Regions from separate parts of the Homo sapiens genome. Here region 1 is linked to region 2. A link is a loop called in an ENCODE intact Hi-C map of the cell type or tissue named here. Cell type or tissue: heart left ventricle. All regions are shown on one strand.

Region 1 (2,500 bases), 320 kb before region 2:
CCCTTTGTTCTAAAATAGGTATTCTGCTATTTATGGAGGGATTCTCACATAATAAGTCTCTCCCTTACCATAATTCTTTATGAGTTAGTGCAAATCATTACTGATTACTTTGTGTGTGCATATGTACGTGTGTGTGTGTGTAAACCATAATCCCTATATGTTTGGCAGTCAATAAATATTTGTTAATTTGAATTAAAGGTATAAGATATACTAGATTGTGCATCTGATGTTGATTTTCTGCATCCTATAAGTATTTCTTATACATTTCTTTCTCTTTGGGTTCAAAACATACTAAAAACTGGTCCTTTCCGTATTTATTATTTTGAAAAGAACATCCATTGTTTTTATTTTTTAAGACATCTAAATTGGGGGTAGAAAATGGGGAGACATAAAAATACCCAATGCAGGGGAGGTGTAGGTGCGGTGGCTCATGCCTGTAATCCCAGCGCTTTGGGAGGCCAAGGCAGATGAATCACCTGAGGTTGGGAGTTTGAGATCAGCCTGGCCAACATGGTGAAACCCCGTCTCTACTAAAAATACAAAAATTAGCCACGCATGGTGGTGCATGCCTGTAATACCAGCTACTCGGGAGGCTGAGGCAGGAGAAACGCTTGAACCTGGGAGGCAGAGGTTGCAGTGAGCTGAGATCATGCCACTACACCCAGCCTGGGTGATAGATCGAGACTCTGTCTCAAAAAAAAACAAACAAACAAAAGACCAAAGAATACCAAATGGACATTAATAGGAGCTACTTTTCCTCCTGTACCCCACCTACCACAGGTATGAAGGTGGGGCAGGCATCCTCGCTCATTATTGCCACCTCTTTCCTCAAAATTCCTAGGTCTACTGAAATGACCATTTCCTGCTTATGTGGTTATCCACTTGTCTTCCCTATCTTACTCTTTTTTAAATAAGGATTTTACATGTTGTTCTCTGCTGTTCTTTCCATTACTACTCTTCTTATTATTCTTAGTAACTTTAACATCAAAATAGATAATCCATCTAACACTGACTTCTGAGGCACATAAATCCCCTACGGCAGATACTGCTTGTTTTTACCCGACATCTATTCATCTCTTCTGTCTTGTGAACCAAATTCAATTATCAGGCTACAGTGTGCACATGTAAGGTGGGCCCAGTCAAAACTGGCTGGTTTAAGTTAATCATAATAATTCCATTCTACATTGCAAGTGTTGGTCAAGAATTAGGTATGTGACCTAGTTAGAACTTAAATGGTACCTTGAGAAGAAGTCCACTAGGGGGCTTCAGGGAGAGGTTTTAATCTCCCATTAAATGAAAGATGTATGAAACTAAATGAATCTTTCCACTTTCTGGGTCTCTGGATATGTGCAGATATGAAGATGGAATTCTTGGTGTACTCTGCCAATGAATCTACTTAGCTCCTTTTTGTCCTAGCAGGGAACATCACCGTGTGATAAATGAAATGCCTGGTATGTCTGTCAGATGATATATGAAGAACTGAATCTGGTGTATGAAGGGAGGTCTTACCTTCCAAAGTTTACATCTGAAAGTTGAGGCTTACAATATTGTGGAATCATGTAAGGAAAGCCAAGAAATTAATAGGGAAGCTACCCTAAAATTGGCACTGAAACCATTTACTTCTGACTTAAGTGAGAAAATAAATCCATATTATTTAAGAATTCTCACATCTGCAGCCCAAAACAATCTAGCTGATAGACTTCTCTCCAGCATAACCATCAGATTAACTGGCCACATCCTAAACTAGTGGTTCTCTACTGCAGGTGGTACCATCACCTTATGTAAGGGGACAGGAGAACGGGAGTCAGTTGTTGACACAGCACATGAGGAGACTGCTACAAGCATTTAACATCTGGAAACTCAGAATGTTCAATATCTCAGAGTGTGAAACTCTCTCTCATGTGAAAAAATTACCTCACCCCAAATGCTTGTGGTTCACCAATTAAGAAATTCAACCCTCTCCCTCTCCCTCTCCCTCTCCCCACGGTCTTCCTCTCCCTCTCTTTCCACGGTCTCCCTCTGATGCCGAGCCAAAGCTGGAGAGTACTGCTACCATCTCGGCTCACTGCAACCTCCCTGCCTGATTCTCCTGCCTCAGCCTGCCGAGTGCCTCAGGCGCGCCGCCACACCTGACTGGTTTTCGTATTTTTTTGGTGGAGACGGGGTTTCGCTGTGTTGGCCGGGCTGGTCTCCAGCTCCTAACCGCGAGTGATCCGCCAGCCTCGGCCTCCCGAGGTGCCGGGATTGCAGACGGAGTCTCGTTCACTCAGTGCTCAATGGTGCCCAGGCTGGAGTGCAGTGGCGTGATCTCGGCTCGCTACAACATCTACCTCCCAGCCGCCTGCCTTGGCCTCCCAAAGAGCCGAGATTGCAGCCTCTGCCTGGCTGCCACCCCGTCTGGGAAGTGAGGAGCGTCTCTGCCTGGCCGCCCATCGTCTGGGATGTGAGGAGCCCCTCTGCCTGGCTGCCCAGTCTGGAAAGTGAGGATCGTCTCTGCCCG
Region 2 (2,500 bases):
TGTACTGAAGTTCCTGAAACTGGGAACCACTAGTTCTTCCTACTCTTTAATGAGCAAGAGGCCAGAAAGTAGAAGGAGTAGAAGCAGGAGGGGTGAGGAAGAAAAGAGATTGGGCAATTTACAAACGAAAGAAGATTAATGGACTCACAGTTCCACATGGCTGGGGAGGCCTCACAATCATGAGGGAAGGTGAAAGGCAGGTCTCACATGGTGGCAGACAAGAGAAGAGAGCTTCTGTAGGGAAACTTCCCTTTATAAAACCATCAGATCTCGTGAGACTTATTCACTATGACGAGAATAGCACCGGAAAGATCCACCACCATGATTCACTTATCTTCCACTGGGTCTCTCCCACAACACGTGGGAATTATGGGAGCTACAATTCAAGATGAGATTTGGGTGGGGACACAGCCAAACCATATCACCAACATTAGGTGAGATGACTCTGGATTCTGATTTCCGCTCCTCATGGCAATGTGTCCCCTTACGCGCCCTTCAGCTTTCTGTGTTCCTCACTCGGTCCTTGTTCTCTATTCTTTCATCTGCCCCCAGCCTTCTGTTTGCTCTTTCCTCACTCAGAGAGCTGTATTTCCTTGGTAAATTCCAGTCTTTTTTTTTTTTTTTTTTAGACGGAGTCTCACTTAAGCCCAGGCTGGAGTGCAGTGGTGCGATCTCGGCTCACTGCAACCCGTGACTCCCGGGTTTAAGCTATTCTCTTGCCCCAGCCTCCCGAGTAGCTGGGATTACAGGCGCCCGGCTAATTTTTGTATTTTTAATAAAAAGGAGGTTTCACCATGTTGCCAGGCTGGTCTCAAACTCCTGACCTCAAGTGATCTGCCCACCTCGGCCTCCCAAAGTGTTAGGATTACAGGCGTGAGCCACAGCGCCCAGCCGGTAAATCCCAGTCCTTTACCTACATCCTCCAGAGGTATTTTGAGCCTGTTGCCCCTGGCCTTTCAGAACCGGTCTCCCCCTCCCGGGCCATGCCCGTCTCTTTCTCATATTCTAACCCAGCTTTCCCACGTCTAAACCTATTTTTTGATTACTGGTGAGGCATTCTCTGGGCTCCCCGCAACCTCCCCGGGACTTGACTGGGAAGGGCTCCCTTAGGCTCTCTGTCTCTTTGGTGCCTGGGCTGCAGCCACAGAGCAGGGAGAAAGGCCCCGGTGGCCCTGTCGGCTCCGCGCGGCGCCCTGCGAAAGGCCGGCCATGCGACACGGAAGCTCCTGCAGAACTGTCGCCGTCGAAAAGAAAGAGGCCCTCGCCGCAAAATGACTCAGTCAGTTCAGGCCTCGGCCCCAAGAGAAGTTCCCTGGTCATGTCACACCCTCCACTGAAGCAGTTCCAAAAGGCTGGGGAAAGAGCTGTTTTCTGGGAATTTGGAATGTGGGAAAAATTTCCCCAGGGAGTCAAAGTCGCCCGCGGCAGGAAGCGGGGTTCCGGCCACTGGACGGCTGGTTTTCCTGCTCTGCCACCTCCCGGGGGATGTGAGACCTGCAGGCCTTCTCCCGGGTGGAGGAGAGCAGCTGTTCATGCACCGAGGATGGATTCATTTACTGTGCACCTAGAACAGAGAGGACTAGACAACGTCCCCGACCATAATGAGGCTACACTCGGGACGGGAGGTGTCTGTAACGGGTCGTTGTTGTAAATGCGAAAGAGAGAAGTGTGCAAGTCAGAATCCCGGGAATCCTCGGCCTCCAATCCATTATCAAGTCCTCTCAATTCCAAATCCAGCACGTCCCTTAGATCCATCCACTTCCCTTTCTCCAGGTCCAAACCACTCCTCTGTCTCCTCTCTGAATGCTTTCTCCTCCCTCAATCCATTCTCCACTTAGCAGCCTGCTTAAATCCATTTAGCTTAAATCCCCACCACAGTCCCAGCCCCGCCAGGTCCAGCAGGTCCTTCATCCAGAGCCCTTCTCCCCGACCCTCTCTCACATCAGCACCCAGGTCTTTCCGTACTCCAAACACCACAAGCTCTTCTCGCCTTCGGGACTTTGCTTCTTCACAGCTCCTTCTACCAAGCATACTCTTCCTTATCTCCCCCCTATTCATTTCATTCTATTGACCCTTGGATAGCGGCTCAGCATCAGTTCTTCAGGGAAAGCTTCCCTGACCTGCAGGTAACAGATCCTCCAGTCATCTATTCTAAAACTTCTCATGCTCTTCCCTCATAGCAAACATCACAGTTTAATTACATCTGTGTGCATTAGTTTAATTAATGTCTCCTTCCCCCGAAGCTGTAGATGCAATATCACTAGTACCTAGCATGGTACCTGACATATGGTAGATGCTGAAGAAGTATTTGTGGAATAAATTTGAAAGGACCTGTGGACTTCTTACAAGCAAGAGGAGAACAATCTGGTTTGCTGAGTGGGTGTAGAAGTAAAGTTTCCACCACAGAAGTAGAACAGGACCAGGATTTCCCAGCCACTTTTATGGGATGCTTTAACCACAGTGGCATCTCCTCTTGAGCCTTCCTGGACTGTATCACTAG

The links. Hi-C counts contacts between places; a loop is a spot of excess contacts. Peaks named below come from ENCODE experiments on the same cell type or tissue, not always from the same donor. Only the 100,000 strongest peaks of a DNase experiment are listed, where the experiment ranks them.
Region 1: a loop joins it to region 2, with 5 times the contacts of the local background. A loop is called at or near these places in 56 of 110 quality-filtered maps.

Annotation. Positions count from the first base shown.
Region 1 is chr1:227,130,161-227,132,660 of GRCh38, forward strand. All of the region lies in intron 10 of CDC42BPA (CDC42 binding protein kinase alpha), which reads right to left. Among named protein-coding and RNA genes, the nearest start is that of CDC42BPA, 190 kb to the right of the region's middle. In heart left ventricle, a CTCF peak has its summit at 1,258 (motif pointing right); no DNase peak of the experiment used is centred here.
Region 2 is chr1:227,446,417-227,448,916 of GRCh38, forward strand. No RefSeq gene overlaps it. Among named protein-coding and RNA genes, the nearest start is that of LINC01641, 54 kb to the left of the region's middle. In heart left ventricle, a CTCF peak has its summit at 1,477 (motif pointing left); a DNase peak (open chromatin) is centred at 1,455; H3K4me3 peaks cover 619 bases; H3K27ac peaks cover 746 bases.